Regions from separate parts of the Mus musculus genome. Here region 1 is linked to region 2. The links are chromatin loops, found by intact Hi-C in ENCODE. Cell type or tissue: heart. All regions are shown on one strand. Links, peaks and the distances in the headings refer to the core of each region. The heading gives the core; the rest is flanking DNA. Region 1 has its middle 6.3 kb from the start of Mir7676-2. Region 2 holds the start of C1qtnf6 (C1q and tumor necrosis factor related protein 6).

Evidence for each region. Peaks named below come from ENCODE experiments on the same cell type or tissue, not always from the same donor. Only the 100,000 strongest peaks of a DNase experiment are listed, where the experiment ranks them.
Region 1: a loop joins it to region 2, with 2.2 times the contacts of the local background. A loop is called at or near these places in 17 of 42 quality-filtered maps.

Annotation. Positions count from the first base shown.
Region 1 is chr15:78,351,285-78,358,442 of GRCm38, forward strand. No RefSeq gene overlaps it. Among named protein-coding and RNA genes, the nearest start is that of Mir7676-2, 6.3 kb to the left of the region's middle. In heart, for the core only: a CTCF peak has its summit at 3,885 (motif pointing right); no DNase peak of the experiment used is centred there; H3K27me3 peaks cover 664 bases.
Region 2 is chr15:78,528,149-78,535,306 of GRCm38, forward strand. C1qtnf6 (C1q and tumor necrosis factor related protein 6) reads right to left here and starts at 1,503. Exons shown (of 3, transcript NM_028331.5): 1 at 1,370-1,503. The coding sequence starts at 1,375. In heart, for the core only: a CTCF peak has its summit at 4,225 (motif pointing left); DNase peaks (open chromatin) are centred at 3,233 and 4,053; H3K4me3 peaks cover 998 bases; H3K27ac peaks cover 1,538 bases.

The DNA of each region.
Region 1 (7,158 bases), core at 2,872-5,371, 180 kb before region 2:
ATAGAAATATAAATATTATTGAAGGCTTCAAAAGGAAATCATAATCACTTAGTTTCCTACAGAAAAGGCAAAGATCTACATTGGAAGAAAGACTAATGGTTCTAACACAACACCACTCTTCATGCAGAAGGATGAAATTCAATTCAGACCTTCCACTACATACAAAATAAATTCTAATTATATCAATTCTGAGGGCTGATGAACGCCACCCTCTCTGTGTCTTATTTGGGATCATGATGACTTGGGGAGACACAAATATTACACCATCCTTCGAGGTTAAGAACACCTAGCATGGTGTGTGTGTCATTGTGGAATGCACCACTGGGGAAGAGCTGGTGAGAACGTTATGAAATTTGAGTAACTGAAGCAGAAGAGGCTCAGACAGTCTTGAAGAATTTAATTCTTACCAAAACCATTTGCACACCACTGGCATTGCTTACGGAAACTTCAGACTTGGGAACAGGATAACAGATGTGCAAGGAAAAGTGAAACTGACTTTGATTTGGCCAAGCTATTGAACAATGGGGCAAAGGGGAAGGGCTTCTGTAGCAATACAAGACATTCTGGCTCCAGAACTCCTTGGGCAGTTTCAGTGTGGATCTGCTGCTCAGTGCTAGCATTGATGAACACTGTTTTCTGGCTGAAAGCCTTGGTGTCCTGGCTCTAAAAGGATCTCACCTAATTTGGGGTTGGGGGGAGGTTCATAGTTGAGATTCACCTTCTCTGTTGCAAGAATGTCAAACTCCCAGGCTCTAGGAGTGGTGACCTCACATGGTCCCAGAAGACACACTGATCTCCGGCAGAGTTGCCCTCCCAGTGTGGCAGGACAATGACTTCAGGAGCACAAAGGAACCTGATAAGGCCTAGGAATCAGCCAAGGGAGTGCTAGTGCTCAGACTGATAAAAAGCCTAGGCTCATTTGGGCAAGCATATTTTTAAGAGGCAGAAGGACTGGCCCATCACCTCCCAGAGTTTCCCGATTAGATTTAGAGGAAATAACATCACAACTCTAACACTCAACTCGAGAGTTCTAAATCAAGCAAGGGCTAAAGCCAGGATGCAGTTCCTTTAGAGGGTTGCTGGGATTCTCACAGAGCTCACGCTGGGTCACATGGGAGGGATCTGATGTTGGGTCATGTGGTCCCACCAATGCCAAAGACTCTGAAATGTCTCTGTGAGGAGAACCCTGGAGATGGGCAGGATCATTTCTCATGCCTTCCCCTTCCTCTTCACATGGGTGATTGTTGAATTTCAGGGAAAGGAAAAAGGAGACAAACAGAAAAAACTTAGGCACAGACTCATGCCTGATTAAAGTGCTGGAACAAGCAACCATTGTGTGCCCAGCCCTAAGCAGAGCAGGGATATCTACCCTCCAAGGCTAAGGAAACTCCATGGAAGAGGGAAGGAGAGTGTGTGCAAGGGCCGGGTGATGGGAGTAACTGCTGTGAAGCACTGACTTCTTGATATAACATGGCCATTACACTCATATTACACTCCGGTTATAAGGATAAGGCGTCCCTTGTCACGTTTCTATAAATCTTTAACTCTCAGCAATTGCCAAGAGGAACAATGCTATGTTCTTCTGCAGTGATGTTTTCATGTCCCCACAAAGAAATTCCACTCACACTCACATAAGCAGCCCTATTTAAACACGGTTCCTCAAACCCACAAAGCAAAGATTTGAAAACAGGAGGGCTACTCACCAGGAAGAACTGGAGGTTTAGCAGGTATTGGAAAGGTAATGAGAGACAATGGGGGGGGGGGCGGGGGACACAACCAAACTGTATCTTGTACATGTATGAAAGAATAATGAAGACATATAGAATTGATTGTTGTTACAGTAGACACGAGAGTGCAGAGATGCCTTCAGGGAACCTTGACTGGAATTGGCACAGAGCAGGACACGCAGCATGCTACATCTGTGGTTCCTAAGACAATAGTGTCCATGGTTGGAGATTTAGTCTTTTATCGTGTGGACTCCTACCTTCCTGTTATACACACTTACAGATAGAGTCAGGCCTTCCCATTCCAGGCTTACTATTGATTTCCTCCATTTCCAATGCTGCATCCACAGTTGTTTTGTAACAGAAGAAATAACCTATGTAAAAGTACAAAGCAAAGAAAATATGTCTATAGTTTACATTTTATTTTGGGTACTGTAATCTCCAAGGATAAACACATCCTTGCCATGGTGTCTCAGCGGTGAGCAGGGCTCCTGCTTTGCTAAAAGCTGACTTTCATCCTTTGCTCATTGTCAGGACCAAGAGGAGAAGATCATGGACCGTGGCCTTTGAACCTCTTCCCTAAGCCATGGGTGGAGACATGATCTGGGACTCTACCCTTTCTGCCCATGGATGCTTGGGCACTAAGAACAGCTTCTCAGGGACTGGGAGGGCTGGAGAGATGGCTCAGAGGTTAGGAGCACTTACTGCTCTTCCAAAGGTTCTGAGTTCAACTCCCAGCAACTACATGGTGGTTCACAACCATCTGTAGTGGGATCTGACGCCCTCTTCTGGTGTGTTTGGAGACAGCAACAGTGTACTCATAAATAAAATAATTCTTTAAAAAAAAAAAAGAAAAGAACAGCTTCTCTCAAAGTCTGACTGTTGCACTGTGTCTGCAACCTGAAAGACAGACAGAAAGCTGGCTGTCGGGAGTGTTCCTCCTATTCACCGAGAAGAGTACCAAATATCTAAAAGGTACACAATCCATGTGGTTTATGCTTAATCCCTAACCTCTCTGGGAGTCCGGCAAGTTGGTGTATCTAAGTAGAACGCACTCCTGGGACAAGCCAACAGTAAACTCTGGCATCCTGTTTTGTTATCTATGTTTTGCCCAAGCGAACATTTCACACATTCATGACAATGCATTACCAGAGAAAGACAGTCTATCCTGTGTGACTCTGTAAGAGAAGTCCCATGTGGGCTCATACCTCCTTGCCTCAGAAGCCCCCCTCCCCACTCATTCCTCTGTATTAGTCAATACTACTGCAGGTGTCAACTGTGCTGAGACCTGTATGTGGGGCTATAAATCGCAAGATGAAGCCCCCCAGCCTGGGAACCCCCTGGTGTCTCAGCACCTTCAGGAGCTTGGTCTTCTTCCAGAACATTCCATCTCTTGCTGTTCACCTCCTTGGCCTTATTTCATGCCACAGGACTTGGCAGCACGCCACACAGGGACTCCTCCTGTGGGAGAAATCACAGGGCCATCAGTTCAATTTGATGGAATTTGATACCAGGTTCTCTGTGTACAAGGCCTTGCTAGATTAATTGGTCCCTTTCAATAAGGCCATACTGAACATTTGTCAGTTTGTAATGAGGGGCTTGCCTGGCCTTATTTGTTTACAGATTTCGTTTTCAGATTATAAATGATATTTCTATTGTTCTGTGTGACTACATCATTGAGTGGTTCAGAAAGAGTTCAGTAGCATTGAAGTAAGCAAGAGAAGTGGTTATCCTAATCAGATTTTCCTATTCATTCCTTCCTTATTTAAATGTGTATATATGTTTGTTTATGGGTGTACACCAGCCACGGTTCACATGTGGAGGTCAGAAGACAACTTGGAGGAGCCACTTCCATCCTCCCAACAAGTGTGATCCAGAGACTGAACTCACAGCATCGGGCTTCGTGGCAGGTGTCTACACCTGCTCAGCCTTTTGAGTACCCACCTGATTAAGTCTCTGTACAAAATCTCCTTATTCTGATACTTTAGTAATCAGTTCAGAATATATTGAGCAACTTCTGGATTCACTAATTTCTTTTCTCTTCTCTTCTCTTCTCTTCTCTTCTCTTCTCTTCTCTTCTCTTCTTTTCTTTTCTTTTCAGATTTCTTTATTTTATGTATGTGAGGACACTGTTGCTGTCTCCAGAAACGCCAGAAGAGGGCACCAGATGGTTGTGAGCTACCATGTGGTTGCTAGGGATTGAACTCAGGACCTCTGGAGTGCAGTTGATGCTCTTAACCTCTGAGCCATCTCTCCAGCCCTGGATTCACTAATTTCATAAACAAAAACAATAAAAATTCTAACAAACAATTTAAATTTCAGCTAATCTACAAATAGTAAAAAGAGATTCGCCAATTATATGTCAAAGCTCCCCTTTCCTTCATTCCCACCTCCATGTAGTTGTCATAGCCGTCCTTCATAGCCGTCGGTCACAAGCCAACTAGGAAATGAAAGTTCAGGGAGGCATTTTAACACAGATCTACCTGAGTGCGAACGGTTTCTGCTCCGTGCTACTTGACTTTCAGGTGTTGCTGTGCTTATCAATAGGATAGATAGCATTCTTGTATAAGTGTATTTGTAAAGAAAGTATATTTGTGATTGAAATGACAGAACAGTAATCAATTATTGTGGAGCTCATGACTATGATGTCAATTCTGAAGGAATTTCAACACAGGAGAAAGAAGTTGCCCTGGCGCAATGGCACGCTCTAAGGGGCACAGAGGAAGTTCCTGCTCAGGGCAGCTCGGCATGACCAGAGGACTCAGCAAGCAGGGGTGAGGGGGAAGGGAAGATCAACTGTATGGTTTAGGCTCAACAGGTCAGATGAAGGTGGAAGGAGATGTGGGTGAGAATGGAGGTCCCGCTGGGATAGCAGGCTGCTCAGGACAGCTCGGCATGCCCAGAGGACTCAGCAAGCAGGGAAGATGGGTGGGGGGAGGGATGCTTACCTGTATGGTTCAGGCTTGGTATCTCAAGGATTCTTTTGATAGGAATCAAGGATGCACAAATCAAGGCTCAGCTAGGCTCATGCTTTGATGGTGTTGCTAGCAATATCAGGGCTTTTTTCCCCTTGTGGTTTTAATCTCATGGATGAATAATTCAGTAAGACTCTTGAAAGAAGCTCATGAACAATTTCATTCAAGTGTTGTAAGAGAAACAAGACAAGCTAGCTGGAAGCCTCGGGAGCTGCAAACAAGATTGAATGACAAAGATGGAAGAAAGCCATTCCCGTTGTAATGGACATCGCCGAGCAGCCATGTTTAGGAAAAATGTGCAAATGATCAAGATAGAACGTGAGAGGGTCCAGAGTGTACAGCAATGCAGAAATGCAGTCATCATCTTTGGATGGCACTGGAAAAATAGAAGGAAGAAGAGGAAGAAGAGGAGGAGGTAGAAGAAGACAAAGACCGATGACTACAAAGACAATGAAGGAGGAGGAGGAGAAGGAGGAGAAGGAGAAGGAGGACAGGGAGGAGGAGAACAAGGAGGAGGAGGAGAGGAAGGAGGAGGAGGAGGGCAGAGAGGAGAAGGAGGAAGAGGAGAATCATCACTCTTTTCTGAAATAGGACTGTGGTGGATTAAATGGAAATGGGCCCCATAGGTTCATAAAGAGTGGCATTATTAAGTGCTGTGGCTTTGCTAGAGGAGATATGGACCTATTGAAGGACCTGTTTCACTGGGGGTGGGCATTTAGGCTTCAATGCTCAAGCCAGGCCCAGTGTCTGTGATTATGGTTTCTCTTCACAGCAATAAGACTCTAAGATGGAAGTTGGTAGCGGGGCCAGGGGAACTGCCATGGCAGGCCAGACAATGCTTTCGTTTGGAGGAATATGGAACCCTTTGGGGCTTTGAACTAGAAGAGCAATTGGGCAATTCAAGCAAGGTTTACTGGGTCATACTAGCTGGAGCATGGAACACAATGGTGCTAAGGGTTATTTAAACTGTGTGGACACAATTCGGGAGGATTCAGAGGGGGATATTAGTATGGGGCCCAGAAACAATTCTTGTGATGTTTTGGCTAAGAACATGGCTGCTTTCTGCCATTATGTAAAAAGCCAACCTGAGGCTAAATTGAAGAGTTATGCATTAAAAGCTTTGGCGGAGGACAGTGAGAAGCTGCCTAGCATGGGCTGTGTCATATGGCTCTTGCTGGTCTGACTTACACAGTTCTATGATGAAAATGAACAAGCTGAGCTAGGAAAAATACAAAATGTAGTTTGCGAAAGGGAGCACCAGGAAGTTCAATGGAGTTCAATCCTGTGTTCAAGGACATAAAAAGATTAAAGAAATACTTGATGTTAGATGGAATACAGGGAATGGTTGATGTCAAGGTAAGATGCCGCCCTGCCAAGCTTCCAACACATGGAAAGGTATTTAAGCAAAGCGTAGGGCCTGGCACATGCCTTAATACCTGAAGTGGGGAGGCAGAGACAAGCAGATCTCAAAGTTCAAGACCAACCTGGTTTTCAGAGCAATTTCCAGGACATCCAAGCTTAGGCAGTGAAGAAAACCATTGAAACCAGAAAGCTGGTGAAAATGTATTTGAAAGAGAAGGTAATGTATTTTAATAAAGAGGCCATGTTCCAGCCCCAGCGAGTAATGGAACTTGGCAGCTTCAGCTATGTGGTTATGAGTTCAGAGACAAGGATATAAGAAAGGAGTTGTAGAATCTCCCTCCATGTCAAAAGAAAGTCCCTGAAGCCAGACTTACTGAATGGAGGCCTAAAGAAGCCATTGCATGAATCTGTGAAGATGAAGCCTGGATCGCCCTAGAGACCCTGAGATGCTGAAGATGCCCAAGGCTCTTTGGCATCCCTGCTGAAGAAGGCTGCTAACACTGGGTTGGATCAGCCCTAGAAAAGGAAGTGTGATACAGTCAGCAAGGCTGAAAGGAGCTGGAGATCTGAAGAGTGTTTTGACATGAAGATGCAGAGTTCGGAGTTTGTCCATCTGGCTGTCAGTCTTGTTTTGGTCCAGCATTTTCTCACTATGCTCTATGTATACCCTTTGGGAATGGTAATGTATATCCTGCGCCATTAATTGTTGGAAGTATGTGACCTGCTTCTTCGTTTTGACTTTACAGGGGGACTACAGTTAAGAGACTGGGTGAGTCTCAGAAGAGACTTTGAACTTTAGGCTTTAAAACAGTGCTGGTGCTGTGATAGACTACAGGAACTTTCAAAGGAAGACTCAATGGATTTTGCATTGTGATATGACTGCAAGACTATGGGCAGAGTGGGGTGGAATGTAATTGTTTGAGTGAAAATGACCCTGATAGCTTCACAGGGAGTGGCACTATTAGGAGGTGTGGCTTTGTTGGAATAGGTGTGGCTTTTTTGGAGAAAGTGTGCCACCGAGGATGAACCTTGAGTTCCAAATGCGCAGGTCAGGTCCAATGTCCCTTTCTCTTCCTACTGACCATCAATTCAGATGT
Region 2 (7,158 bases), core at 3,000-5,499:
AAGGAATCAGAAATGGGAATGTTCCATCTCGGGCCTTGAATATGATGAGGTCTCCAGTTTCCAGACTAGGGCAGGAAGTAGGCCGGACACCAGAGGAGCTGGCTCGGTGGGCCGGAAGCCTGCAGTGGGCCCTTTGAGGTGGTGACAGGCTCGGGGGCTGGCACTACCCGATGATCACAGATCAGAAACTGCTATTGAAACCAGACTGGTTTTTACACCTCTTGGCGTCTCTTTGTTTATTTCCTTTTTGTTCCTCTTAACATTTAGTACAAATTCAAAAATATTTTTCTGTGGTTAATACAGGCTGAGAAGGTAAAATGATTACTTCTTGAAAGGCTATGAAGAGGGACTATGTTTTAAAGGGACAGAAGCTCAGAGCCTTCTCTCTAGGGATTGGGGTGACAACAGGAGGTGTCTTCATAGACACCCCCTTTCTGGAATGATCATACTGCTGGGGCCTGCTAGTTCTGCTCCACAGGCAGGGAATTCCCTCAGAGACCAACTCCACGCCTATTCTCAACTACAGGTCGCAGCAACACCCCCCCCCCACACACACACACACATACTTTATTCTGACCATAGATGTGCCCACCCTGTGAAGGAAATCCGAATAACTCACAAACACGTGACCTGGTGGTCATGTGACCTAGTGATTGCAGCTTAGCCCCTCTTTCATTCACACAAGCCGCCAACATGTCTTCCTTGCCAGGCAATATGGGCGACTTACACTCGGGGGAAACTGCCCAGTTTGTCAAAGACTTCAAAGTGCCCATTCCTTCCTCTTCCTGTATAGACCTCACTCTAGAGTCTATGGCTTGAAAGGCAAAGAACTTCCGGAGAGTCAGCATGGTTTGGAGACATTTTTGTTTCCTACCGGTCTGGTCCCTTGGGAGTCAGATGCTCAGAGACACAGAACTGGAGCTTTGGGGCAGGAAGCAGGAAGCAGGGCCCTCTCCCTAGAAACAGGACTAACTGCAGCTGGGATCCCTGGCTGGGTGCTAGGAGAGGGGCCAGGCAGTACCAAGTGTGGGGGTCACACCAACCATAGAGGGGTCTTGCCGGTCCCCACCACCTCACCTAAAATGCCAGAGCCTCTTGGTGGGAGGCTGGGCTACCGACCTTATCATCCAGATGGGCGGGGCTTAGTGGCTGGGGGTGGGTGGGTGGTGAGGAAGTCCCTGCAGGGGCAGGTAAACACCAGAAGCAGTGCAGGGTGGCCAGCAGTGCAGGGTGGCAGATCTTCCAAATGAGCTGGCTAGGCGAGAGGGAAAGAGCTATGTGCTTGCCAGAAAGAGGGGAACAGAGGAATCTCAGACTGTGACCCCAACCCCCATCCCAGTCAGAAGAAGAGAGGCCACCAGCCACTCACCCTCATCCTGCGGCCTCAAGCTCAACTCACAGACCCCGGACGGCCTCTGGCTCCTTGGCCCATGTCTGTGATGATAACTTGTTGCAGGCCCGACCCCTAGGCCTACGACTGAGCTAGGAGGGCGGAGGGATGGAGGGAGGGAGGGAGGGAGGAGGGAGCACGCTGAGCTGGCTTCCCAGTCCCCTCCTCCTGCTCCCGCCCCTCCAGCCTGGGGCTCTGCCTCGGAGGTACTGGGAGACTTGGATCTTTAACATCCTTGGGCATCTGTGGCCCTGGCCCAGCGCTGGGGACCTGTTTGAGTCAAATGCCCTGGGAGTTAGACAGGACGAGCATCAAGAGCCTAGAAAGACTCCGCCTGGAAATTGGAGGCTGCACGAGAGGGGGCGGGGCTCTGCATTACTCAGGAAAAGGGAGGCAGCCCGGATCTAGTCTGAGCCCAAGAGCCATCTGCCAAGAGCTACAGAGACTGAGTGGCATGAGCCACTGGTACCCATCCTCCATAGGTATAAATCCTGGTCCTAACACCCAGCAACATGGTCGAGCATTGCCTCTCCTGCCGGAGGTGTTCAGGGATTCTGCCCCTACCATTCATGCTGGACCAAAGATGGCTTATTCCTTCTTCCCCACCTGGAATCCTGCCTTCACTGACTCTCCTAAAGCCAGCTCCCTTACAGAAGTATAACCCCCAACATGTTCAAGGTGGAGCTGGGGGAGGCAGCCTGTGTGCCCTGGGACTAGGCAAAACCCTGCCTCAGTTTCCTCCTGGGCAAACTGGGGAATGTTTAGCAAAGACCACCGCCCTGGCTCCTAGCCCTGGTTTCCTGGAGGTCGGAAACCCTGTGCAATTCCTGTAAAATGTCCCTCACCCTTGGCGACCTGTTATTTCAGTTTTGCTGGATACCTCCTTGCCTGAGCTAGGTTTCACCTCTCTGGGGAACCTTGGTCCTCAAAAGTATTTAGATTTATTATTCCTAGCCCCACCTCCAGCCTCTCTCCAGGTTAGCAGCTAGAGGGTCTTGGCAGTGGTATTACTCTCTAGCCCACTGCTTAGGGGATAGATTTAGGTCTGGGACTTCAATAAAAAATAAAAAAGTATACCAGCCCTATTTCTTAGGGTCCTTGACAGGGCTGTCTCTGGGTTCAGGCTTCCTGGGCATTTAGGCAGACAATCCAACAGCAAGACTAGGCCTGGAACGAGCCTCAGAGATGATCTAATCCCATCCCTTAATCAGGGACATTGTGGCCCAGGGAGATCAAGCCTTTGGTACAAGGTCACATAGCAGAGCGAAATCCAAGTTGAGAGGACGCCAGATTCTTCTAGTCTGGTGCTGCCTCCCAAAATGACTTGGAGTTCTCAGGTCCAGTCAGGAATACATTGGCAGAAGAAAGCAGAGAGGGGGATGATAGCCCTATAAGGGCCACCACAAAGCTCACACTGGCATGGCTCTGTGTGGCCCTGCCGGAGCAGCATTCTTGAGGCACAGAGCCAGACCTGCAGAGAGGCTACCCGCTTCAAGCTGCAGCCACCAGAGCAAAGGGCTGAGTCAGCGGCCCCGGGGGTGGGAACAGCACCAGGCAGTCTCAGATCTCTGGGAAGAAGGCCGGGAAGATGGATGAAAGAAAAGATGGACGGTCAGGGAGAAGCAGGCGAAGGGCACAGTAGTGCAGAAGGCTGTGTGCCTAGCACTGTGCACCCCACTACACTCCGCACCGAACTATACAGGGACAAGGCTGCTCATCCGGCCCTAGCAAACCAGAGGCTGCCGGCTACTGACCTCAGACACGAGGGCGTCCAGGCACATCAGGTAGACTTGAGACATGAAGTCCAGCTCTGGAGTAACAGACAGACTATGGCTCTGTCCCATGTCTTCTTTCTAACTTCATGACATTGGGTAAGTCCCTAATTCCCCGAGTCTTTGGAGGGGAAGCAGGGGCGGGGCTGATATGAAGGTTTCTCTGTGTAGTCCTGGCTGTCCTGGAACTCACTCTCTAGACCAGGCTGGCCATGAACTCATAGAGTTCTGACCACCTCGGCTTCCCCAGTGGTGGGATTAAAGGTGTGCTTGACATTTCTCTGGGTCTTAATAACCCTGGGCCGAACGATCTTGAAGAGTCCAGGATTGTATGAGTGTCTGGGAACAGCCAACCAAAGGGTATCTTGCTACTTTGGTTAAGCCCAGTATGCAGAGGTGTGCACCCACTTTTCTCCGCACACCCACCAGTGGATACCTTCTTATACTCTTTCACAGCCTTTGCCAGTAAATGTATACCCGGACACAAAAAGCCAGAACCAGGTCTAAGGCCAGAGTCCTACAATATAAGTGTTTGTTTCTCTGCTCATTCCTGCCCTTTCTCCCAGGAGGCAGGACAATGACTTACTGACGCCAGAAGGCAGCCCTGTGTAAACTGTGAATGGTAAATCACAGTTGGAGTTCAAGGTCATTACCGAGTTAAGGTCTAAACAGATAGGTAGGAGGTCGCCATCTCCTGGAGGGAGTCAGCGCGCGCCCCAGCACCCAGCACCAGTACCTCAGCAGGCAGTCCAAGCCTGGCTGGGGAGCAGAGTGTATTCCTCCAATCCTCAGCACCCCAGAAAGTAGGCAGAGTTCCAGGGCCCAAACCGTGGAAGCCTAGTAAGGGGAGGAGCCGAGCATATCCGAAAAGCGCTAGAATCTATTCCAGCCGAGCAAACCGAACAGAATTGAATCCAGCCGAGTACGGCCGAGAAGAACCGAATGGAGACGATTTTTTCCGAGCCTTAAAGAACAGTCGGGTCCAGCCGGGTAGTTCCGATTGTGGCCGAATAAAGCCGAATCTGAGCAAAGAGGAGGAGCTGGTGCTCTGAGGTCCAGCGGCGCCCCCTGGCGGACACAGAAAGAACTGGGTTGACCTGAATGGGAGTCATTGTATCACCTTGCTGTCTGATGGAGTTGTGAAGTGCACTTCAGGAATGAGAAAACCGAGGCTCCACCAGGACCTGAGGTTGGCTCATGGGCACTCTGAGCTAGGAAGTGAATGATCTGGGGTTCCCCTGATTGCGTGTGGCCAAGAACACCCGTGCCACTGCCCACACATAAGTCAGGTCGTGTTTGTCCATTTGTTACAGCCAGAGCCTACAGAGAACTCCCTTTTAGAGAGTAGACAGAACTCAGACATAACCATAGCCTCACAGATGGAGAAACCAAGCAGGCTCTGCAAGTGTTGACCGAGGGCGGCGGAGCGGCAGTTCCCATGAGCAAATATTGACACATTTCCTGATCATTAAAGCAGAAAGTCCGACTGAAAGAGGACATTCTGTCCCTTCTCTGTAAAGCTTTGAAGCCTCCTGCTTCCACCCCAGGTCTTAGTCTCCTCACCTGAAACAGGATGGTAACAAAGGATGTGGCCGGGATCCCAGGTCTCTGGGTCCCTATGGGGCATGAGGTGTGGCTGGGCACTCCTTGGAATGAGTGAGAATGGGAAGCTGTCTGTATGTGTGTACATACTCCAGATTCACCCACACTGTACAGTGCCCTGAAGTGCCTGTCCAGGGCTGCAGGGCTTGGGACCTTAGGCCTCCAGGAAGCAACTGAGGCCATGTGGTCTGACTGTATATACTTCCAGGGGCATTGAAGGAGCTGACACTGGTAATCTCAGAGCACCCAACCCCCCAGCATCACCCTATCCACCTAGGAGGAGGCTGAGGCAGGAGGATGGCCCTAAACCAGAGCTGGGAAAATAATGTTCTTAGTCATCTTTCTTGTTCTTAGTTGTCTTTCTGGTCCTGATATTGGGCAACGACTGTAACAGCCCAGATTACCCCAGGAGGTCTTACACGTCTGTCCTGTAGACACTTCTAAAAATGCTTAAGCAGCACCTGTGGGCAGCAAACGTTGGCTCACTTACAACCTGAGCACTTCCTTGACCCAGTGAGGAAGAAGCCAAGGCAGGGAGAGGTTGATCTATGGACTCAAAGTCAGGAGGTTAGTAAACGGATGGGTTGGGACTAAACCATAAGGAGTCTGAGTCTATAGTGTCTACAGAGTGACATTCTGCCGTCCCTTCCTTGGCTCCTAGAGAAGCCATCTGGCCTCTGGGTTCAGCCTTTGGCAGCTAATGGCACCCATTCACCATGTGTTGCATGACGGATGAGCAGGTTGGTCGGTCAGATCTCGGGAACCGAGCCGGAGGAGCCACTAACACCCTATGGCATGTAGGCAGTGGTCTTAGTGAGAGACACAGCCAGAGCTTCAGAAACAAAGATTATTGTGTCGCCAGGAGCAGTGGTTCATGCCGGGGGTGGGGGGTTGGGGGTGGGGGAGTGGCACTTGGGAGGCCAGTCTACAGAGTAAGACTCTGCCATGAAAGAGAAAACAAGGGCTGGAGAGATGACTTAGTTGGGAAAGTGCCTGCTTGCCTTGCAAGAGTGAGGCCCTGAGTTCGGATGCCCAGTAGCCTACATTAAAAAGCAGCTCATGGTCACCTGTATCTCTAGTCTGGCATTGGGCTTAGTGAGAGATCCTGTCTGAAAGATAAACTGAGAGAGATTGGGGAAGACACCCAACACAGGCCTGCATATATGCATGCCTTAGCACACACATACACACACACATGCACACACACACCACACACACTGACACACACACACTGATACACACATGGATGGACACAAGCCACACATACAGACACACATACCACACAGAGAGACATAGACATACACACATTGACACACACATACCACACACACTGACACACACACTGATACACAAATACCCACTACACACAGACACACACCCAAGCACGCACGTGAATTTATTGTGACCATGCTGGAGTCCAAACTCCAGGAGCAAGGCATCTCCCTTGTAGCTTTTCTGAGCACCATGGGTCTGTTTTAAGGCTCCCTCTGTCATTTGGAAGGTTACCAGCACCCTCAGCATCCCTGGGCTTGGAGGAAGAATCATCAGCTTGGTCTTTGTTGGGGGGAGGGGAATACTGGGTTTTTAAGGCAGGGTCTCACTACATAGTACAAACTGGCCTTGAGTACAGGTAGTCCTGGAATCACAGGTGTGTGCCACCCCACCACCTTGTCCTTACCTCTATGTTGCTCTTGTTTGTATCTGTCCAAATCTCTTTTCCTGGGGACACACACTGTAGTGAGTCTACCCTATATGAATGTGGACTTCCTTCCCTACTTATATCTGCAATGACCTTGTTTCCAAAAGAAAGAGAAACAGGTTAAGATTTCAATACAGGAACTGGGGGGAACGCAATCCAGCCCCTCACAGGCGCTAACTCTCCAGGGCACCGTGACTTTACAGCCTGTGCCTCAGCATGGGACTTTAGCCTCCCATGACCTTCCTGGCTGCAGTGTCTTAACTGTAGAGTGTCAGCACACACCAACCCTGGCACACTCAGGCACCAGCACCTGCCTCTGTGCACACCCACTACGTTCTCCCAGTACAGGTATATACTCACCTTTCGCACTGTGTCCAAAAAGGAGCAATGCACAAGGGGCTGACCTGGGAACGTCCAGATGCAGGAGCCATGCCCTGACCTACCCAATCACTTTGTCTCTAGGACAACCCAGTATGAGGGAGGGTGCTATCACACAGCTAGGCCTCAGAAAAGTCTCTGCTAGCTAAGTGAACTATGCCCAGAGAAGTAAAAAATGTCACACAGCAGATTCACAGTAAAATGGAGTCTAAGGCCTGAGACACCTAACTTTGGGTCTCATTTTATGTATATATATTTAAGATTTATTTTTATTTCTCTCTCTCTCTCTCTCTCTCTCTCTCTCTCTCTCTCTCTCT